Regions from separate parts of the Mus musculus genome. Here regions 1 and 3 are each linked to region 2. Evidence: chromatin loops called from intact Hi-C (ENCODE). Cell type or tissue: heart. All regions are shown on one strand.

Region 1 (8,000 bases), 520 kb after region 2:
GTTGTAAACATCCCAACTAGGGTCGAGCACACTCCTTCCTCTCCTTCTTCTTGCTGCACGTTTGCCACTTGTGGGTGTGTCCGTTCTTGGCTATCTCCTACAAAAAGGAGCTTCTGTGGCGAGAGTTGAGCAACGCACTTATCAGTGGGTGGAGCAATAAGTCATTAGGAGTCATTTTATTGCTGTGTCCATTTAAGAGCATAATAGCAATAGGTTTTCCCCTGGGATCCTATCTAGCCACAGGTTCTTGGGCTCGATCTTGTGTCAGGAACAGGCCATCTCATAGAGCAGGTCTGAAATCCAATCCAGAAGAGATTATCAGTGGTTCTGTATTGAGGTCATAAAAGTAACTGTGATAACAGCGTAGTTAATCTTACTTAGTCTGCGTGAGAAGACTAACTCAAATCTTTAAGGGGAATTAAGGAAGTGGAAATTTGAGAATCTGTGCTTACCTGCAATATGTAAATGATTAACTAGGTAAGTCACTCAGCATTACAATTTCAAAAGCCAAATGCATGCTTACTAGTAGTTTTTCTAGGTAAAATTTGCTTTAAAATCGTTTTTTTTTTTAACTTAAAGGCTCTTTCAGTATGAAAATACCTATTTTTTTTTTTTTTTTTGGACAGCTCAGTGGTTTTAGTATATTTTTGCATGAATGCTATGGATTTCTTGGTATTTTTTGGCAGTGTTTGGTATTATCTCATAGTTATTTCATAGTTGTGCTGGTGAGAAAAAGAAAAGTTGGGTAGCAGTATAGTAGAGGGGTTTATTGAGAATTACTTCATGTTTCGTCGGTAGAGCAGTCCCTGAGGGGACGTTTTAATGTTAGACACTTTTGCTCTGTTTTCTAAAGGTTTTCCTTATTCTTTGTTTTTCAGAGTAAAGCCCATCCCCGCTGAAGGAATTAAGTCAAATCCTTCTAAGCGACACAGAGACCGGCTGAACACAGAGTTAGACCGCCTGGCCAGCCTGCTGCCCTTCCCGCAAGATGTTATTAATAAGCTGGACAAACTCTCTGTTCTTAGGCTCAGCGTCAGCTACCTGAGGGCCAAGAGCTTCTTTGATGGTATGTCAGGGTGACTGACTTTTACAGTAACTCACAGAATACTAAAGTTAAATGTGGTCCTTTAAATGTTGGTGACAAGACAAAAAAAAAAAAAAAAAACTATCCATGAGTGCAAATGTTGTATTTATTGTCGTAGAAAATAATGAACCAACAAAGCTAAATGTGTAACTGTTACTAACTTTCCTGTTTCATTGATGGACAATGGAGCTGTTTGGATGGTACATGCTATCATTCTTTGAAAGTCATGTATTTAGAAATTATACTCAGGTTTCATTTTTACAAAGAAATAATAAAGTACTTTAAGACTGATTGGGGCTAGGACTGGGGCTGGCTCAGTGGACGAGAGAGGATTTGGTGTGTAAACAATGCAGATCTGCGTTCAAATCTCCAATACCCACTTAATGTGTTGCCTTGCATGACTTTAACCTTAGCACTGTGGGGAACAGAGACAGGACTCTAGGCCTGCTGGCTGCCAGCTTATTTGCAGGTTCAGTGGGAATAAGGCAAGAGTGATAGGGAAGGGTACACAAAGTCTTCCTGTGGCCTCTGCATGTAGGCATGTGTGCATGCAGGCATGTGCACTTGTACCCTTCTCTCTCTCTCTCTCTCTCTCTCTCTCTCTCTCTCTCTCTCTCTCTCTCTCTCTCTCATTCTCTCTCTCACTCATGCACACAAACACACACATATGCTTTCTCTGACACACATATATGCTTTTCTCTCTCCTTCTTTGCCTCTCTTTGTCTCTTTCTCTCTCACACATACATACACATACTTCATCTCCCTCTGATGCACACACACTCTTTCTGTGACACACACACACACACACTCTCTGTCACACATGCACACACACAAACACCCACTTTCTTTGACATTCTTTCCCTCTCCCCATTTCTATCTCTCTTTGACACATACAAATTAATATACACCTTTCTCTCCTCCCCACATACACACACAGGAGATAGTAATCTATTATTCCTATATTTTCTGTATATTTATTCATTTAGCCTTTCAAAGTTATATAGACTTCGACAGCTTTAAATTAATGTATGTTAGCGTCAAGAAAATGTAGTCAAAATGGTTTATGGTCAGAAAGAACACTTAACTATGGAATCAACAGTGTCGGGTTTCATTCTCCACAGTGCCACTGGCCAGCTCCTTGACTTTAACTGTGCCAGGGAGCCCCCTGTGCTTTACCGTGCACTCAGCTGTGAGGGTGGCAGTGCGGCCTGCATGGTTCAGTGTTGTCTGTTACATGTCAGTCATCCAGCACTTCATCACCACAGTAATTCCAAAATGGAATTCCTGTTTGAAATTAATCTTCTAACATAATTTATCTTGCATAGTAATTCCTTAATTATCTTTTACATGCATTCTAGGGATTTGAACTTTAGACACCATGCTGAAATAGCAAGGAATCTTTCTTGCTAAGCCATTTCCCAAGGCCTTATTTTTTCTTTTTATGTTCATAAAAAATTGAGTTATTAAGGCATGTGCTATTTAAGGGATCATATTCTTTCACGAATTGTAGTGAATGGATTAATAGCAAGACCTCAAACTGTTGTGTGCTTATACGTCACTAGGCATCACAATGAGATGCAGAAGTCTCCCCTTCTGCAAGCTCAGATGACACTAAAAATGGCCATCCAGGTCACCAGGCAGCACCTCCTCATATCTGTAATGTGTCTCAGAGGACTGCAAAGACCGTCATCCCCCTTCAGATGTGTGTTTATATGATTTAATGTCTTTGATTTGAGCAACTTTTGCTTGCACAGTTGTGTATTTTCTTAACAAGTGTAATTTTTTTTACAAAAGCGTTCTGTCAGTGCCCACAGACACCTAGAACAGCGATTTCATGTGGTTGTACACTGAGCCCTATAGTGGCCATTCCAGTGGTTTAGAGTGGACACTGAGTTCTACAGTAGTGATTCCGTGTGGTTTGTAGCGTACAGAGTCTGACAATAGTGATTCCATGTGGTCTATAGTGAACACCTACTCATACGGTAGTGATTCCATGTGATCTACAGTGTACAGCGACTCTTACAGTAGTGATTCCACATGGCCTGTAGTATACAGTGACTCCCACAGTAGTGATTCCATGTGGCCAGTAATTTACGTAGTTCTATAGTAATGATTCCTTGTGATCTATAGTGTACACCAACTCCTACAGTGGTCATTCCATATGGTCTGTAGTGTACAGAATCTGACCACAGTGATTCCACGTGGTCTAGTAATGTAGAGTCCTACAGTGGTGGGATCATGCTTAGTTTCATAGAAGACACTTAACAGTCCGTTTAAAAAGATTCCTCCCTTTCAGTTCCATCGCACTGAGCCCTTCACTCTGTGTCACTGTGCACACCACTGCTGTGCCTGGGTGTCCTGCTAGAGCCTCATCCTGGGAGAGCTATCGCTGAGCCCAGGTTTCTGGATTCCTTTTATTGTTTCTAACTCTATCTCTATCCCTCCATCTCTGCAAAGTCCTAGGACTTGCTGTGTGCTGGGATGAAGGCCTGTCCCACCACCACCACCACCACCACCACCACCACCACCACCACCACCACCACCACCGCCCATAGTCTCCGGACAAGCAGCTTCAGCACTAATGGGGGCTTGTTAAAGATACTGGCCCCGTAGGAACTTTCCCTGTGAGCCACTGCTGTGGACTGTAACCTTGAGCTCCTGCCAACTTCATAGCCTGAACCTGGCTCATAGGTTGTGATTCCTGCTGCACCAGATCCACTTCACTCTTCCCTGACACAGGGGGTATCTCTGCCCTTAGAGAATTTCATGCACAGGGGCTTCAGGCTCAACTCTGGGAGAGTTTATTGACTTGAATCATCGTACATTTCAGTGCTTGTGCCTTTACGATGAATGTTGATTTGTTTGTGTGTATGCAAAATAAAGTTTATGATGTTTGAGAAAGTACATGCATTGTCCCCTCTTTAGAGGCAGGAGGATGGCCCTGAAGCTGCTTAGAATAACCATACACGTTGCCATACAAGCACTACATAATTGCTATCTTTAAAACAGATGCATATATGTAGGTTCACACACATGCATGATGGACATGTGTCTTGTTTCCCCCAAGTCAGCCTCATTACCAGTGCCAGGCACATTAAAAGTGTTTTCTTAGCCCTTCATTAACTAGTTAGATTTTTATTCAGGTTTACTACTTATTTGTATTATTCCTCACCAATTACATCATGCTTACTTTTAGGCTACTTTGCTGGTTTTACACTTCCGTGTACATAAGACCTAGCTGGAAACTTTGTTGAGCCTTCTAGAGCAGGCCTCGTCTATGCCGATTCAGTCACTTCTCTAGAAAACCAAGGAATCGGTATTTGAGCAAATATGTTAACAAGCATGTGACAGAGTCTTAGTTTGGGTTCCATTGTGCCCAGAGCGAATTTTTAAAGGTTGTTTTCTATGCTCTTGAAAGGAAAAATCCCAACATACAAAATGCTAAGGAAGGTTTTGTGTGTGTGTGTGTGTGTGTAGTTTAAGGATGTTTATACACTTTGAACAGTAGCTCAAGCTGTTCGATATATGGACATAGGGTTTAATGGAAAGTGTGTGTGGGGGGGTAAAAGCCAGCTAAAACCCAAATGACCACATGTCTTCTAAGGACCATCCATGGCCCCTGCAGTGTGTCCGAGGACCTAGAAGAAAATGTCAGGAGCATAGTACCTTTACGAACAGAACTGTGGTGTGCAACCCAGGGGACATGATAGAGCTCCCGGCTGTCCTGAGGGACCTATCCACACTCAGCCTCACCATCCTGCTATCAGGGAAACAGTGTAGTGAAGCGAAGGGAAGCTCCAAATGAATAACAGGATGCAAACAGGGGGTGTGTAAATTCCTGCGGAAAGAACAATATAAACGAGTAATCATACAATCTTGCTAGAAAGGAAACTCAAGTTTTACTATAACAATAGATATTTTTCCAAGAAAATACATCTATTTATTGCAAGTTCAAATAATACGGCATGAATCGATCTTCTTACAGTTGAACTGTCCGAAAAGCAGCAGTTGAATGTTAGGTACAACATTAATATTTATACTTTTCTAGTTAATTGAGACATCCCTGAATTTAACTTTTAAGTACTTAATACCTCTTACTCGTGTTTTAGGTAGTGTGAGGTTTGAAGCCGTCTCTTTGAAACTATTTGAGTCTATTATGTCCAATGCAGAAAGTATTCAAGAAGTTCAATGACTATGATCAGTAGAACTTTATTTATGAATACATGGATTTTGGTGGCTGTATCCAGGTCTTAGAATTGGCTTATGTTAACAGAGAGGCCATTTCTCCTGTATCATGTCTGTTGAACAATGATCAAGCAGGAGCTACTGCCTCACAAGGGATAAAAAGATCAACCACAGGATTTTAGTTAGTTAGTTAGTTTTTTTCAAGACGTGGTTTCTCTTGGTAGTCTCACTGTCCTAGAAATTACTTTGTACAGCAGACTAGACTTGAACTCAGAGATCTGCCTCTGCCTTTTGAGTGCTAGGATTAGAGGTGTTCACTACCACGGTCAGCTAATAATTTATTCTTAAGAAGTGTAATTTTGATGTCTATATTTTGAATGAGGTTTTCTTATTACTTATTGAAATTTTCAGGATGTAAATAGTTTGTTCAAACTGCTCTACATTTGGATGTTGTCCTAGTTAGGCTTATTGTCTATGTGATGAAACACCATTTCCAAGGCCAACGTATAAAAGAAAGCGTTTAACTGGGAGATTTCTTACTTTCAGAGGGTGAGCTATGATGGAGAAGACCGAAGAAGGCAGTAATGGAGAGCCCACATCTGATCTATAGGTTGTGGTCAGAGAAAGAGCAAGTCTGGGCCTGGTTGGGCTTTTGAAACCCCCAGGCCCACTTTTAGTGACACTGCTACTTCAATAAGGCCCACCCCCTAATGTTTCTCAAACAGCTCCACTAACAGGAGATGGAGCACTCAAATATGGGGCCCATTCTCATTCAAACCATATCATTCTACTCCCTGGCTCCCATAGGCTTGTAGCCATAGCATAATACAAAGTGCATTCAGTGTAACTTCAAAAGTCCCCATGGTTTTTCACAATCTCAAAAGTCTGTTTAAAAGTCCAAAGTCTCTTCTGAATATTCCATCAGTTCCTGGGTTCGTAATGTCTCCTTTCCATGTCATGGAGACTGTACACGGCAGAGGACATGTGCCTTAAGATGGGGGTGAACAGGCAGGTGAGGCACATGTCAGTCAGGTAAGGCCCACCTCCCGGTATGCCAATCTGACTTTGAGAGGATGTTTAACCATTCTGTGTCACACGGCCGTTACCTCTTCTGTGTGAACCAGGTGTGCCTGTTCTGAGGTCTGAAGTGGCTTAATGCTGACAGTAAGAGCTCTGTGAATGGATTCTATAATTGCAGTTGTTCTCATGTGAGTTACTCATCTGTCCTATAGAATACTGACATTTGTTTTAACAGAGAACGCCTTGTGACTGGCCTAGGGACCCTTAGACCCAATGTTAATATCACCTATGAACTCGTCTGTGGAAGTGATGCTACACTTTAACTCAGATGGGAATTGCTAACGAGCTCATACGAGCTCTTAGTGGAGTGGATGGTCATTCTTGCCTATGACATTTTCTCTTGTTAGAAATGGCACATTGCTCAAGTCTAGATGTTCTCCGGAAAGAGAGCTGTTGCTTGTTTGGGGAGGGTGCTAGCCATGGACACAGTGTGTTGTTTGCGCACTCACCCTGTGTGTCAGTTTTAATGGTGTGCTGCAGTTTTTGTCTTGGTAAAATTGTTAAGAGTTATCTCTTAATGTCATACTAGTAAATGTATGTACTAAGCCTACAATAAACTTAGAAAATCTAGCAAGCTAGGAGATTTCTAAATTATTTTCCTAAGTCTAGATCCTCTGCCATTGGTCTTCAGAGAGAGGCGTGTGATTTGTAGAGTTGCCTGGGATTATTGGTGTGACCCATGGAGTGTGTCATCTTAGGGCCATGGAGTCAGCAGTTGACAGGGCCCAATCTGTGAGATAACATGCCTTCCGGATGATTCTAATGTCTGGGGAAGTTTCATAGTAACTGGTATAATGTATTAGTCACATTCTGCATTTCAAGTTATGCTTGAACTTCACTCTTGTTGGGTCAAGGTAACAACATGCCTCAGGCTGTTAACAGCCCCGCCAAAGGCCACACACAAGCAGACATTTCTACTATGGTTGTGTTAATGCATAGAAGTACTGCATCTGACCACAGGCATAATATGGAGTGTGATAACAAGGTCTTTGGAAGTGAGTTTTCACTTGAAATTTGGAATAGAACTAACTTTTAAGGCCTTTGCACTTTAAAAATGATCTGCTTAAAACAATAACCTTCCAATAATCACAACACAAACACAATTCCCCCCTTGCCTCCAAGAAACACACTTCGGGGCAGCAGAGGAGGCTCAGTGGCTAGGAGCACTTACTGCTTTCTGGAAGACCCAGGTTTGATTCCCAGTACCCATATGAGGGCTCACAAGTGTCTCTGGGGATCCAATGCCCTCTTCTGAGAGGACTAGCATCCATGTGGTACATAGACATACATGCAGGAAAAACACACTTACACACAATAATACATTTTAAAAAGAATACATGTCATATGCAGAAGAAAACCTTACAGTGTGTTAAAGTAAAATGTATCTTGTTTCTCAATCTATATAGAAAACTTCCTTTAGGGACATATAATTTGGAAATTTATTCATTCATATAAACTGATTTGGAGTTATTTTTGTTAAATTAATAAAAACCGTGTTTCTTAAGCCATTCTATTATACACACACACATATATATATGTTTATGTGTTTTGTCAAATTAGCTAAGTCATTCTTATGTGTACACCAGTGTTGTCAAGGAATTTAACTTTCTTGTCATAATAATTAATGATAGGAAGTGATAAATGTTATAAA
Region 2 (8,000 bases):
CAGCTGATGGTTGTGGCCCATGTCTGTATTTTGCAACACCTGGAAGCTGAGGCAGGAGGATGCAATTTGATGTTAGCTTGGGCTATATAAGTAGATATCTTTGTCTCAGAAAAAAAATAACAATAACAACAAATGCTACAGAGAGAGAAAGAACAAAGAGCGAGTGGAGCAAGGGAAGATAGCGAGGAATGAAAGGGAGCAGGAAAGGGACAAAAGAACAGGGTTGGGGTGTAGAAGTGGATTGAACAGTCTCCTCCATCGACTGGGTAGGAGGCAATCAGCACATCACTTCCTTACTAGTCTACCGAGGGTAGCATAAAGATCCAGTTCATTTATTTCTTCATGAAAGAATCATGTATTTCATACCAAAACACTTTTTATGAAGCCTGCCTTCCTATGTCAGTTAACAACTCAGCCCATGTAATAGACACCAGTTTAAAGCAGTGGACAATGATTGAAGCCATGCTTTTATTTTGCCTGTGCACATGGACATGTGAGTATGCATTCATGACTGTGTGATAAAGCATGCATGCATGCAGGTGTTCAAGCACAGGTGTGCGTGCATGAGGAGGCAAGGAGACAACCTGAGGTATCTATGATTCGTCAGGCACTTCCCCCCTACTTTACAACACAGTCATGGTGGCCTAAGAGCTTGCTGCATAGGCCAGACTGGGCAGCTAGTGAGCCCCAGGAAGCTATCTGCCTGTCTCTACCTCCTCAGCACTGGATGTCTTTCCTTTTGATACTTCAAAAGATTTTCTTTTGATTCATGCTATTTTTGGTGATGTGAATATATGTGCACTTGAGTGCAGGTGTGCACTGAAGCCAGAGTGGTGGGATCCCCTGGAATTGTGAGTTCTGGGAGTCCGATCCTGTCTTCCTTTCTTCCTTTCTTCCTTTCTTTCTTTCTTTCTTTCTTTCTTTCTTTCTTTCTTTCTTTCTTTCTCTTTCTTTCTTTCTTTCTTTCTCTTTCTTTCTTTCTTTCTTTCTTTCTTTCTTTCTTTCTTTCTCTTTCTTTCTCTTTCTTTCTTTCTTTCTTTCTTTCTTTCTTTCTTTCTTTCTTTCTTAGATAGATTCTGTTATTCCATCTAGGCTAGTCTTCAACTCATAATTCTCCTGCCTCTGCTTTCCCAGGGTTGAGATTATAGCTATATGCTATCAAGCTTGACTTCCAAATACAATTCTCTTGCCCACCCAAATCTTTCAGAATGTTTAAAATACACGAAGTATGTAGAAAAGAAAAGCTTGAGACTGAAGTAGTTACTTCCACCCTGAAAACTGCTTACGCTTTATTTGGATAGGATATTGGTGTTGGAGTCTCAGATTTTCTTGTTGACACTTCTTTGTAAACTGCTTAGTTTAGTTTTATTTATATAGTTTAAAACAGAGTCTCCCTATGCAGTGTTGACTGACCTGAAACTCACAGAGATCTGCTTGCCTCTGCCTCCAGAGTACTGAAATTTAAGACGTGCACCACCATGTAAGTATTAAAATTCTGGATTTTAAAAAGAAAAGTAGAGCAGTATAGTTTGGAGTGCAGAGTTATTTCCCATACTAATTTTTAAAAATGTTTCTGGGAATACATACAAGATTGATAAGGATTGCAAGAGACGTAAAATCCATGAGTGTTTATTTGCATGGTGAGTTCTAAAGGAAGTACAAATAGGCTGGAGTATTTGAAGAGAAGGTATTTAATTAACTTGTTTAAGTCAATGATTTTTATGTTTGTTTTTTTTGGGTTTTTTTTTTGTTTTGTTTTGTTTTTGTTTTTTGACATACATTCACCTAACCGTGAGAAGTTTTAGGCTCAAAATGTACAGTAAATTTGAAAATCGCTTTTTAAAAGATCTATTTTACTATTTTACGAGTGTTTTGCCTGCATGTGTGTACCATGTGCATGCTTGATGCCCACTAAGGTCAGAGGAGGGCACTGGATCCCCAGGACTGGAGAGACAGGTGTTGTGAGTGCCATTTGGGTGTTGGGGTCCTCTGTAAAAGCAATAAGTGCCATAACAGCTGAGCCAACTCTTAAGGCCCTTAAAAATCTCTTTATAAAACCTATTGGTAGAATTTCTTTTGATAGAAAATACCAAATAGAAAATACCAAGCCTTTACTGCCGCTTAACAGTTGGAACCCAGTAGTGAGTGCCTTAAAACCATCAGGCGCACTGGTGCATCTGATAGGACACTTTATTCTATGCAAGGGGGTCTGTCAAATAGTGCATGATATACTTCTAATAATCTAGTTAGAGGTTAGGAATCAGGATGAAGATGCAGCAAACAAAAGTGATGATAAATTAATTGAATCTGTTATCGAAAGGCTTCCTAGCTTGTATTTATGCAAAAATAGGCCCCTAAAACCCAGGATCCCACTACAAGAATAAAGACTCCTGATTTATTTTGCACATATGTATTCATAAGGTTTATTAGTATTTCAAAAATCCCTGTAGATTAAGTCCTCTTGATCTGAAATCTGTCACAATTACAGGTTACCTTTCTTACCTATGTCGAGAGAAATTAGTTTTTATTTGCTCTTTTTAGTCTTTCACTGATGTTTTTCCTTTCATTGCCCCCTTCCCTGTTCTCTGTAAATCTTTCATTCTTGTCGTCTTTCTTTCATTCAAACGAGGCCAGGTGCTTCGATTTGTTTTATCATCTCATTCAAAATGGTGCCACGTCACCCACAGGGCAAGAATGGAGAGAGGTGCTGTCATTTCTCCTGCCAGCGTGGAGCCCCGCCCTCTGCTGTTCACCTGGGAGGGGGGAAATTATACAGAGGCCACAGTCTCGTGAGCCAGAGGCCGGCTCCCTCCAGACAGTCTCGGGGCCCCCTCCTCCTCCTCCTCCTTCTCCTCCGCTGAGCTGCCCCGCCTCTCCCGGACCCCAGAGCGCATTGATTTGCATATCTCTACCTTTGTTCCCTAGCAGTGGCCAATCAGAGTGCAGGGCGAGACGAGGCGGCGGGGCGGGGCGCGCGATCGGCGGATCCGCTGCGGCCGCAGGTTGCAGAGCGGGTGGGAGCCGCTGCGGGCGCGGCACTGCAGCCCTGATCCTGAACCCCGAACCCGAGCCCCGAGCCTAGCCCGGGCCACAGGCTCAGGAGGCCAGGATCCAGAAGCTACTCGCCCAGCCCGGCGGAAGACGCCTCGACCCGCAGGCACCCGCTAGCCCACGCGCCACGATGGTGTGCGGGGGCTTCTCGTGCTCCAAGAACTGCCTGTGCGCGCTCAACCTGCTGTATACCGTGAGTAGCCCGCGCCCGGTGGCACCTGCGGGGGCCGTCGGCCTCCTCCCCGCCTGAGTATTCGCCTGCGCCCCATCCCGCGCCCCTTGCGGGCTTCCCACGCCCCAGTTTCGCCTGCAGCCCCCGCCCGGGACCCCGAGCCTGCTTGTCGCAGTCTCCGCCCGTCCTTCATTGTGGCGCTCGCCCCTCGCCCTGCTCTCTGCAGCCCTTCACTTTCGCGTTCCTTCCCACTCTCCCCATTCTTTCATCCATCCCCAGGTTTCCATCTCAATCCCTCTAGCCGCACGCTTTCGGCTGGCCATCCCATCTGGAGGTTCGGAGGCTGGAGAGCAGCCCGGGCTTAGGGGACAGGTTTGCGGGATAGTGGGGCCTGGGATGGACCAGGCGGCCTGTGGATGGCGCGCTTCTGGCACAGCTCTAAAAGCTGCCTTTTGAATGGAGGCCATAGAGCAGGTTCACAGGATATCCGTGGCTTCCGAAGTTTGTTTCGTGCTTACATAAAGTCTCTTTGTTGATGTTTCTGCCCGTGAGGTATTCGCCTGATGCTTTTCCCATGCCATCTTCCTTCCCCTTTATCAATATTCTAGCTCCATTTTTGGCGAAGTCCTTCAGTATATAGTCCTCCACCCAAGTCGTTTTTATTTTTTTATTTATTTTTTCCTCCCTACGTATCAGCATATGCCTTCCAGCTTTAACATGGAAAACTCAGTTTGATTTTTTTTTTTTTTGAGGCATAATTGTGGCTGGACAGCAGGAAGTTGAGGTGATGTTTATTGAAAACCTTCACCACCCCAGCCTTTTCATTTGTCAATTTGTTATCTATCTGTGGCAAGCGCAGTTGTCTAAATTTTATAACGGTAAAGACCAAAAAAGGCTTTACTAAGTTTTCATAACTGGTAGTTGGAGAGTCTGGACTGGAACCAAGCTGTGGAATCTAGACCTTTCCACAAGCTGCCTCTCCTGCGTGGAAGAAACTTCCTTTCGGTCATCTCATTCCATCGGAGACTTGTTCTCTTCTATAAATACATCTGGTGCTTGCAGCACCCACCCTGAAAACAAACCCAGTTTCCCTGCATTAGCAGAGCCAGGCCATCTGGGCCAGCTTAGGTTACATCTATGGACAAGAGAGGCCGCTTGTGGTTGACAAGCAGAGACACCAGGTCACGGGTCATTTTACCTTTTTTTTTTTTTTCTGGTGTGTGTCTGAAAATGATGGCAAAGCTTTGACATAGGCACCGATGGTGTATATATTTTTCTGGCTAGTTCCTGGGAATCCAGTCAACATGCTCACAAATGGTACACTTGGCAGAAAAATTCTAGAATACATGGTGGCGAAACAGCTCCTGTCACTGGAAATCCATGTCAAGTTTCATATTAAGTTCACCTGTGCGGTGTGAGGCATGCTTACCACATTGCTATATTGTAAATTCCTATCCGTTCTTGAACAATTTCTCTTATTAACATGAATGGTCTGCTTAGAACGTCACATTCTATTTTGTGCCTGAGTCCCCCTCCCCCCCTCAGTGATTCAGTCATCTGTTTACCTGATTCTCCATCTTACAGTGTCTGCTTACACACAGTGCAGGGTACAGTGGCTGCTTCTGTGCCTCTTCGGCTATCTGTAGACATCAATGTGCAATATATACATTTAAAAAAAAAAGAACCTTTTTTCTTTTTTCAAATCAAGTAATACTGCTTTTAAGGTATATTATTTCCAGCAGTATTTACAGCGTGTCGTGAAAGCCAGGAGAAAGAAAAGTTGACCCTAAAGGCATATGTTAAGATTATTTAATATCTGCCCTAAATTATTGACTTCCAAAGTGTGTGTTATTGATTTTTTATCAGGTATGCAGTGAAAATTAATTGGAAATTCATGGGAATATAAATATGGCTAGCCATTCAAAGTCCTAGACTGTTTTAGACAAAGGGAAAAGAAGTTATTGTCTAAACATTTCCTCCTAAGCATTGCAAATAGGCAAAGTGACTATGACAGCGAGGTGAACAGAAGGAAAGGGTAGACTTGATTTTTAACATCTAGCTAAACATAAACACCTGTGTCTTCTTCCCTGTCTCTCCCTCAACATTTGAAGATGAAAAAAAAAAAAGTGTGATTTCTACCAGGGTTGAATTTGGCGATTAGGAGGTATTTTTTTTTTAGGACGGGAATAAAAAGATCCTCTGTAGGTTCTACTCTGGCCCTGGTAAGTGCTTGTGTTCTGCTCAGTGCTGCAGTGATAAAGATGAGGTCATTTCTGCAAGTGTTAGAACCAGGGTAGCTGGCGGGAAGGCCCATGCATGCCTGTGTCAGACTTCACCGCTGTTGCTTTGAAGCATTTTCTGAGAACTCGGGGGCACTCTCAGCCAAGCTGTGTGCCCTCAAGTGAGCCAGACAGTTCTCAGTGTGACCAGTCTAGAAGTAGAAAGCAGGTCCCTCAAACACGATGGGAGGAACATCCCTGAATTTGTCTTGGGAATCCAGTGACTGTAGAGCGGTTAATGGTGGATTTTTCTTTTCTGCCATGCGTCTTTTAACTGAGGGAATCGCAGTACTGACATAACCGTGGGTTAATGTACTGTGTGTAAACAATCTGTACACGCAGATGAAAAGGGGAAGTAGAATTGGTGTGTCATAAGGAACAGAGCCACTTGCTTCAGAGCTTCCTATATTTAAAGATGATGAGTTTCTTCAGTCAACAGTGTTAGTTGGTTTGTGATGACATGAGTCTCAACCTGGAAATGCAAGAGCAAACCAAACTGGACTCTAAAGTGAGTATGTTTGATGAGGCCGCTTCTCATTTATTGCATATGGTCTTGAGGACTGTATTTTACCAGTAAACTTTTGTTTATCTTCTACGCTACTGAAATCCATGGGGGAATGAGTATATATATATATATATATATATATATATATGCTATTTTTGGCCCAGTATGAAGGATCTAGTTGGGAATATTAAATGATGTGTAAAGGCTTAGACACCATAAAATTTAGGACTGAGAAAAAACTTTCTGAGTTAGGAATAAAGAAGGGATGTTTGAATTGAGGAGGTTTGAAGAGATAGTTTCCAAGTCTCTTTCATATCTTTAGGACACAAATATAAATTAAAATTAGTTTGGGAAATTAACTACTTCATTTATTTATTTTTAGACAGGGTCTTGCCTAGCCTGACCTTGAACTCAACTATGTAGCCCAGGCTGCCCAAAAAATTGGAATCTAGTTGGGCGTGGTGGCGCACGCCTTTAATCCCAGCACTCAGGGGGAGGGGGGGAGCAGAGGCAGGCGGATTTCTGAGTTCGAGGCCAGCCTGGTCTACAGAGTGAGTTCCAGGACAGCCAGGGCTATACAGAGAAACCCTGTCTCAAAAAGCCAAACAACAACAACAAAAAACAAAAAAATTTGGAATCTTCCTGCCTTGGCTTCTGTTTTTCTTTCAATTATTTAGCGGTCAAATACATAAGTTCTTATTACACAGAATTCCAAAATTTCAAGGGTAAAAGGATACGTTTTACTTTCAGTTATGAGACAGAATTATCATATATCTCAAATTCAAATTAGTAGCGTTTTAAAACTGTCTCCAGATTTCATAGGAAGAGTTAGGGAAGGTTTCAGATGTTTAACTATGTTGCCAGCCATTCAGATTTTCATTGAAAACTGAAATTTCAGAATCATCTGTATCTAAAGTCCCTGATGCTTCATTTACAAGCAATCTCAGAAATAGTCGCTCCAATGCTTCTTGTATTTGAGATCACTGACTCAGTTTCCTAAGCACCAGGATGACAGAAATCTGCCACCATGCTTTATAACATGTTATATTTTTACGTTAATATGCTTATTTATGTGTATGACGATTTATATACAAATATGTCTGTGCACTGTAAGAACTTAGTGCTAGAAGAGGAATGGGGTCCCTTGGAACTGCAGTTACAGACGGTTGTGAGTCACCGCGTTAGATGCTGGGAGTTGAACCTGGATCCTCTGAAAGAGTAGCCATAGCCTTCAACTACTAAACCATCTCCCCAGCCTCTGGAAATGTTTTAAGTCAAAGTACTTTCATAAATGTTAAAAATATAGTGAAAACTATGCTGTTATTTATGGGAAATAATACAAAATGAAATAAACATGCTAAAATATGCAACCTTTTGAAAATTTACTTTTTCGTTCTGGTACCAGCAACTAATGTCAGGGCTTTACTCTTGTTGAGCACGCTCTTCCCCACTGAATTATGTTTGCTTGCTTTGGGGAGCGTTCTCCTGAAGCATTAAAAATTGCCCCATCTCTATTTTCCGAAGACATAAGTGATATCTGTTTTTACATGTCTAAAATATGATTGTTGTGTTAAGGGGAGCCTGAGGCCCTGAGCTGAGCCTTTTGACCCTCATGGTGGAAGTCCTGATTTTTGCAAGTTATCCTCTGAGCATCACATGTGCACCATGGCTCGCATGTACTCCACCCACCCCACACAGTGAATGGATAGACATAATTAAAAAAAATAAAATTGGGATATATTTTATAATAGAATGAAAAAAAAGTTCATTCTATCTGATCGAAAAATGTCTCTGGATTTATTCAGGAACTCAGCCTTTCCAACTCCACCCCTAAACCAAGCAGCATTTTTTTTTAAATATCTACATACAGTCTTTTCATTTGCAAATTGATAATATTTTATTCTTCCCTCACGGAAATGTGGCAAAGATAAAATAATTTAGTGTGTAGAAAACACTTAACAAGTACCACAGAACTGAAACTAAGTCCCTACAG
Region 3 (8,000 bases), 120 kb before region 2:
GAGCCACCATGTGGATGCTGGCAATGAAACCTATGTCTCAGGAAGAGCAGCCTGTGTTGGTACCTGCTGAGCCATCTCCCTAGCCAACATGCTCTTCTTACTATACATTCATTCAGAGCAATTATTGCGATTTTGACATGCTAGGGATTGAACTTGGGTCCTTATTAACAGGTCAGGTGAGAGCTCTATCACAGAGCTATGCCCTAGGTGTACGTAGATTTTATTAACTTTTTAGTGGACCTCAAAAATATATATTTTGAAAAATTATTTATTTATGTGTATGAGCATTCTGCCTGCATGTATGTATATATACCACAAATCCGCCTGGTGCATGAGGAAGCCAGGAGATGCAGTTGGATGCCCTGGAACTCCCCTGAAGTTGCAAATGCTTGTGAGCACTGGGAACCAAACCCAGGTCTTCGGGAGCAGTAAGTGCTCTTAACCACTAATCCACCACCCCCAACTCTCAAAATGGATGCTTGACGGCATCTAAACCCAATGAAACATTTAAAACATAATTTGAGTTGGTATTTACTATGATGTTGGTGTATAGGTAAAATTGTGAAAAAATATTTCAAGCACCTTAACTGTATGATGATGTATGTGAAGGGGTTATGAACATGCCATGGTCCACACATGGAGATCAGAGACAACTTCATGGAGACAGTCCTTCCTCCATCTTCATGTGGGTTCCAGGGATCAAACTCAAGTTGTTTAGTTTGCTCAGAAAGAATCTTACACGCTAAGCTATTTGTGTGCCCCACAAGTGCCTTAATGTTCAAAGAAAAATATATAGATATAAATTTTTGCTATCATCACATATAAAACTGTAAAATATTTCTAAGCAGACAACTAGAGGCTAGAAAGACAGTGCATTACTTAAAGAGTCTACACTGCTCTTACAAATGTTTGGAATTCAGTTCCCAGCACCCATTGCATCCACATGGCTCCCAACCACCTATAACATCATTTCTAAGAGATCTGATACCCTCTGGCCTACAAGAGGTCCTTCATTTGCCAAGAAAAATATACATACACATAAAATATTTTAAATTTATTTAAAGGTAGATTTAGTTTAATAATAATATAATAATAATATAAACATAATACTATATTTTATTATATGTTATATTATATTATAAAATAAAATATTAAAAATAAAAATAATGATAAAATAAAAATATTTTTAAACCTTTTTTTTTTTAATCTACTATATCTACTACAGCTTGTGTCTTAAAACAGTAGGTTTCTGCAAGGTTTCTAGAAGTTCTCACACTCCAGTTTCCATCTTTCTGAAGGAAAGATATTTACCAAAAACACAGGCAGCAGAGGGTACAAGCTCACTTGGACCTTGCAACAATGCTGGGGTCGGGACTATTATACCATTTTCCACCAAAGAACCTGACACAGAAAAAGTAACCTGCAGAAGTTCAAACCACCAGGGAATGGCAGTGGTGGTATTACAAATTAGACTGGCATGGTATGTATCCTTCTTAGCTCTCTATTGCTGGGATAGAAGATCATGCTCAAAAGCAACTTGGAGAGGAAGTAACTCTCCATCATGCAGGAAGTCATCTAGTCAGGAACTCCAGGCCGGTAGCGGGAGGTAGGAACTGATGGAGAGACCATGGAGGGATGCTGCTCCCTAGCTCGCTCTCCACGGCTCAGCCTGCTTTCTTTTTTTTGTTTGTTTGTTTTTTTGTTTTTGAGACAGGGTTTCTCTTTATAGCTCTGGCTGTCCTGGAGCTCACTTTGTAGACCAGGCTGGCCTCGAACTCAGAAATCCGCCTGCCTCTGCCTCCCGAGTGCTGGGATTAAAGGCGTGCGCCACCACGCCCGGCTCTCAGCCTGCTTTCTTAAAGAACCCAGGACCTGAGCCGGGCTGTGGTGGCGCACGCCCTTTAATCCCAGCACTTGGAGGCAGAGGCAGGCAGATTTCTGAGTTCAAGGCCAGCCTGGTCTACACGGTGAGTTTCAAGACAGCCAGAGCTACACAGAGAAAACCCTGTCTCGAAGAAAACCAAAAAACAAAAGAACAGAACAGGACCAACTGTCCACCTGTGGCACAGGTGGGCAAGGTTCTCTCTTACCAATCATTAATCCAGAAGATGCTGGCACAGACTCGCCTTCAAATAACTTATTGGAGATATTTTCTCCGTGGATGCTCCTCTTCCTAGATGGCTCTAACTTGTGTCAAATTCACACACACACACACACACACACACACACACACACACACACGCACGCACGCGCACACACACACCTAATTCAGACACACAGTTAATGACCATTCCATGATACGTCATACTACAATTCAGAGAAAACAAAATAAACAAACACCCAACGTTAGCTCTTCTAGATTAAATGGATGAGGACATGCCATGTCTTCAAAATGTCAATGTTGGCTGATCTTCTCCTATCTGCCAGTATTTTCTGAGAGCAATAACGATCCAAAATCCTGAACATGACAAGAATGTATCACTAAGTAAATCCACCTTGTATCTTTGTTCATAGGCTTAGGGGATTAAACCAATGAAAGCCAGCACCTGTACTCTCACAAACCTAGAGGATGAGGTGGCCCAAGAAATACAAGTAATAAGCACACTAATTATGCTTGATACAACCTTAGAATAAATCCATCCAAGAATTCATACTTCTCCTTTCACACACATATTTTCTCCAGCTGCCAATGGGTTTTCACTTTCAAGTGAACATGTGATAGCATTGGCTTGTTTAAAACCAGAATTCCTATCCCTGGTGGATTATGGGTTGAAAGCTGTCCTCTCTTAATTTTGATTGGTACAACAGGCACACAGCCGGGGCTCCAGTTCACTAACCTAAATCCCAGACCCACTAAAGGGAGCAAGAAACTAACCTAGAGACGGCATGAAAGCCAGAACTCATTGACAGCCATGCAGTTCATAGAATAAAAATCCAACCCAGAGCTCTGAGATTTCCAGCAAATATTGATTACCGTGAGAATCATGACTGATTTAGAAGTGAGATCAGTTCCTAGTCGCCTGCTGAGTTCAAACCATTGTTTTCTCTTCTCATACTCTTTAGACACGTGGACAGTCCTTGTTAGGAAGAATACATTTGTCTTCCTATCTGTGATTCTAGATGAGTTTGGCTAAGTAGAAAACTGTAAACCCAGGAGCTCTGTATTACAATGTCTGGCTTCTCTGTCATTCGAGGGCACATGTTTAATTTTTTCACTTAAAGCATCCACATTAATCATGCCCACAGGCACCGCATCCTCTTCTCAGCAAAGTGACAGTGCACGTGGTCACGCTGATGTTACCTGCCAGGTAACGGGGATGCGGCCAGGAACTCATTTGGGACATGCACTCAGGGACTGGTGGGGAAACATGGCTTCTAGTTGGCTTCCTTCCTGCAAGCTGCACAGAGGAGGCGTGGCTCGAATCCACAAAGTGGACTGGGAAGCACCAAGGAGCTCAACAAGATCACTTGAGGTCTAACATCGGACCAAGGTCAGTCGTGTCTGTGGGTGCCTGCGCCGACCTGGGCTACAGGAAGCCAGCCACAGAAGGCCTTGATGCAGAAAGCTCAGGGCGGAACATGCAGAGCGAGTTCTGTGCCCTTATAAAGAACCCCTGTTGCTGAAAGCTCCCTCCACCCGCAGCAGGGGCGGGGATCTGCAAGGGATCCAGATCCTTAAGCCTCCGGAAGTCGAAAGGGCCCTTTATACACCCGACTTGGAGCCTAGAACTACCAGGCCACTGCGGTCTTGACTGATTACGGTCAAAACATCCAATGAGCTGGCAAGCATGCATACGCAAAGACAGGCGCCCAGGGCCACGCGTGACTGTCTAAGATGTGTAGTGACAGTCGGTCGATTTCCAAAAAGCTGATTTAGAGGTCTAAGCTCGGCAACCTAGATCTGATGGCCTCAATTTTTCTGCCTCCCATCTCCCCGCCCCTGCAATCGGTCCCCAGACAGAGACAGAAAGGCTTTTTCCGGATTGCAAGTTGCCCAAGGTCCTCCGGGCCTAGGGCGCGCTCCAGGCTCCTCAATGCCCTGAGACCAGGTGTGCAGCACCCGGATACCAACCCTGCACCCGTACCTTTCCCGATCACTTCCAGCAGTTCCTTTTCCTCCTGGGTCAGCTCGCCTTTCTTTATGTGACCCATCGTTCCCGCCAGCTTGACGCTTATTCTATTTCTTTGGAAAGGTTTTTTAAAAAAACAAGAGACGTGTATGCGTCGTGGAAGACCGCCACAGCAAGGCAACTCGAGGCCGGAGCAGCAGCCCAGTGAAGTGGCAGAGTCGCTAGGGTCTCACGGCTGGGGGCTGGCGGGTGCGGCGAGCTTGAGCGAGCCGGGCTGGCGCTCTCCACAAGTCCCGCCCCCGCGCCTCAATGGCCAGGTCGGGAGGAGGAGCTGCAAGAGGCAGCAAGCGACTCCAATTGGAGCAACCTACGAGGTCCAAACCAAAAGGAGACATTTGGAAGGGGATTCAATACATCTTCTAGGTTTCCTATTCCCATGATAACCTATTAAGAAGTACAGGGACACAGGGTTCCTTGGATTCTAAGGATAGAAGTTCTCTGCCTGGTAGTGACTTCTGTGGGCACGTGCGGAGGCATTGGGATGCAGCTAGACGGGCTGCACTGCCCCTAAGAGTGGCGCGGTTCGGGCAAGGGGCGGGGATAGGGCGGGGCCGGGGCAGGAGGCGGAGCTACACCGGGTTCTGTGTGTCTGTGTCAATGTGTCTGTCCTTCACTCCTCCATTGTCTGCCTCAGCCACTGCCGCCGCCACTGCTGCTGCAGGATCCGCCGCAGCCACCAGTCTCGCGCGTCGTCGCTCCCTCCTTGGACAGGTAAGAGGTGATCAGGTGGGGCGGCGGGAGCCTGAGAGTTGAGCGAGCAGTGACCGCCTCCGAGCCAAGGGGTCCCAGCGGGCTGGAGCTGGCGTGGAGGAAGCATGTGCCACCTGGGGCGGTTGCCTTCCTCTTCATAGAGGAGCCCCCGCGCCGCGCCATCATCCATGCACGTACTGTGTATTAGTGCCTCTCGAGCGAGACCTAGACCTCGCTACGTTTGTCCGCCCCAAGAGCTCCGGGGACCGCGGGCCGGCCGTAAGCTGGCCACGCGGTGAAAGTGGCGGGTGCACATGGTCTCGTGCGTGGCGATCCCCGGGGAGGCCCACTGCCGGGAGGTGAGGGGAACACCCCATGACCAGCGACACTGGGAGAGGCTCGGAGAAGGTAAATTTCTTTTTGCAAACCTAGCCCTCCCCAGTACTTGTCTGTCATTTCTTGCCCTCTGTGGAAGCCATGGAACCTGGACCTGTGGTGTTCGCTAAGGATATTTAGAAGCGACTTACAACTGCTCTGATACTTTGTTGGGGTGTGGGGGTCTTTTTTGCTCTGAGAGAGCTGCCTGTCTTTATAACTCAGGTTTGGGGATTTATGGAACTAGGGAGGGTAGGCTGGAGAGGGCGGGGATTAAATTGGTGTTGCTGTCTATATATAGCCTTAGATTAGTTTCTTAATCCAGCCTTCATTCAACTGTGGTGTGGCTCCTGGAGCGTCCACCGTAGGTAGATAAGAGGTGAATATCGTGTGTACCTTTCTGTGCCTCCGATGCAAGGTACGCTTAAGAAAATATTCAATCATTCCTCCAAGATGCTTATCTGTAGCGTTCTACAGCGTCAATCACTGCTTCTTCGGAAATGACTGTTTAGTTTTGCTGTTGTTTCTCAACAGACTGGTATTGATGTTTCCGTTAAAACACAATTGTGCTAGGGAGAAATACTTGAATAATCATGTAGGTGGTTTTTATTAAGTAGCCCCAGGATCGCTCTTTCATTCCACGGTGCCAAGAATGATGTGAAATGCCTTTTCCTGTGGCCCCTCTACCTCGTTTTGCTCAAAGCGCGTACTAGCACTTCAGAGACCCACAGATGACGTTCCCTATCTCTTATCTTTAACCAAAATCTTTTCTAAACTCCCGCTGCCCATCCCCCAACAGCCACCGACAGACATGAGCTTCAGCTTGGGGAGGGAGGAGCAGATAGATTCTCCCATGAAAATGGTTGGTAATTATTCATCTCAATATATAACAAAGAAACTTTTGTTTGATGATGCTTTAAAAATGATGTAGCTGTTCAAACAAGCAGTAGGGCTTGTGAGAGTGACCAGTGTTGTGTAACACATAATGCTACCGCCACAGCAATTAATGTGCCAGAGGTAGTAGCCACAGACCTAAGAAAATGCCTGAGAGTAACCTCGCCATGTGACTACACATCATTTCATCAGATGCAGAGACAGAATTGGGTACTTAACTGCCAGGGTTTCCATCTCTGGTGCCAAATCTGGGCCATGGTTACTTGAAGGTCACACCTGTTTGTCTCCCTGGGGTTGTCAGTTCCTCGACCGATGGAAACATTAGGTTGTGTTTTAAGCACCTGGTGGGTATTTCGTCTTCTGAATGCATGGCTTTCATTTAGAGTTGATGATATTTACGGACAAAGGAAAACACCCACCCAGAAGTGCAGATAAATCCTATGTTCAGTTTGAATTTTGGAACCAGATACCTAATGGAGAGTGTTCAGAAGGGTTTCAATCGTAGCATAAATATTTAATGTCAAAATTAGATTAGCTAATGAGCTTATTGAAATGTGTTCTCATTAAAGAACTCTATTGATAATGAAATAACTATTCATTTTGACTATCTAATCTGTCCCAGATAGTCTGCCAGATGCTGTGCATAGGATTATTTTAACCATTGTCGCTATATGCCAGGAATCAGCCAGTATTATCTTCATTTATGAACGTATGAACAGAAACTAAAGGAGGTTAATTTGCCCACAGCCCCACATTTGGAAAGTATGGAATCTGGAATTAGATTCTTTCTGATCCGTCTGTAAAAACCTTTCTCGGGGTATGGTGGTACACACCTCTAATCTCAGTATTCTGGAAGCAAAGGCAAGCAAATCTTTCTACAGAGCTGCTAGACAGGGCTATGTTACACAGTAAAACCCTGACTTAGAGATTAAAAATAAAACAAATAAAAACACAGCCAAACTGAATGGGGAGAAAAAGAAATAAAAAGGAAAACCATGACTGTTCCTATGAATGCTGGAGGAGAAAGTTTATTAGATATCTGGGAGAATCCAGAGTGGATGTGACCCAGAGCCATGTAAGGAGAGGGCAGAGAGGAGAACCAGGTACAGCAGCCAAGAGGGCAAAAGAAACAGGTAACCGACATGGCTGGATTATATAGGGAAGAACCTCTGAGGGAAGGGCAGCCCAGCCCTTGCACTGGAGAGTTCATGTAGACGACAGGGGATGCCAGTCAAACCCTATAACAGGTAAGGACTGAGGGATGCTGGGAGAACCTTGGCCACTAGGTTGACTTTGGTATGTCGAATAACTCCTTCAGCTATTTGTCACAGGATTTAAGACTTTGCTTAGCACACAACTTTAGTCTCCTCGCTCTTCTTCCTGTGCTTGGCGGCGCTAAGTGGGGAAGGACACTTCCTTGTGCCTGGCTGGTCTATATGATGTGTATGTGAGCCAGTATGCCATGGCTGCTGGTCTATATGATGTTTATGTGAGCCAACATGCCATAGGTGCAAGCCTCCTTCCTCCTTGTTCCCTGGGCCTCCTTCTTCTCCTTTACCCCCAGCCTTCTTGAGATGGATATTTGTAGTTTATGTGTCTATTTCCATGGCTTTTTTTCCTTAAAAAAAAAAAAAAAAAGAAACCATATTAACATACTATTACATAATGGGAATATATATATATGTATATATATTATGTATATACACACATATGATAGTCTCCCCTGTTTCTGTCCTCATCTTTAAACTCTTTTAGAAACCACTACTCTCTGAAATGTCATGTGTATCCTATGACCTCATTTTCTACTCCTTGGCATCTGCCATGGAGTCCTCTTCCCACCTGGCTATTTCAAGGAACTCTCAGTTGGGTAAACACCAAACACAATCACCCTTTCACTGGTCACTGAGTAAG

What was found. Hi-C counts contacts between places; a loop is a spot of excess contacts. Peaks named below come from ENCODE experiments on the same cell type or tissue, not always from the same donor. Only the 100,000 strongest peaks of a DNase experiment are listed, where the experiment ranks them.
Region 1: it touches region 2 in a loop (2.3-fold over the local background); 4 of 42 quality-filtered maps call a loop at or near these places.
Region 3: it touches region 2 in a loop (2.5-fold over the local background); 14 of 42 quality-filtered maps call a loop at or near these places.

Annotation. Positions count from the first base shown.
Region 1 is chr12:35,519,747-35,527,746 of GRCm38, reverse strand. Ahr (aryl-hydrocarbon receptor) reads left to right here. Exons shown (of 11, transcript NM_013464.4): 2 at 879-1,066. Among named protein-coding and RNA genes, the nearest start is that of Ahr, 11 kb to the left of the region's middle. In heart, no CTCF peak of the experiment used is centred here; a DNase peak (open chromatin) is centred at 4,816.
Region 2 is chr12:36,037,495-36,045,494 of GRCm38, reverse strand. Tspan13 (tetraspanin 13) reads left to right here and starts at 3,017. Exons shown (of 6, transcript NM_025359.3): 1 at 3,017-3,244. The coding sequence starts at 3,182. In heart, CTCF peaks have their summits at 3,010 and 3,641; DNase peaks (open chromatin) are centred at 2,934, 3,654 and 4,294; H3K4me3 peaks cover 1,995 bases; H3K27ac peaks cover 1,301 bases.
Region 3 is chr12:36,153,509-36,161,508 of GRCm38, reverse strand. Bzw2 (basic leucine zipper and W2 domains 2) reads left to right here and starts at 4,684. Exons shown (of 12, transcript NM_025840.3): 1 at 4,684-4,841. It overlaps Ankmy2 (ankyrin repeat and MYND domain containing 2), which reads right to left and starts at 4,385. Exons shown (of 10, transcript NM_146033.3): 1 at 4,086-4,385. The coding sequence starts at 4,152. In heart, a CTCF peak has its summit at 4,832; DNase peaks (open chromatin) are centred at 3,568, 4,378, 4,778 and 6,318; H3K4me3 peaks cover 4,184 bases; H3K27ac peaks cover 3,817 bases.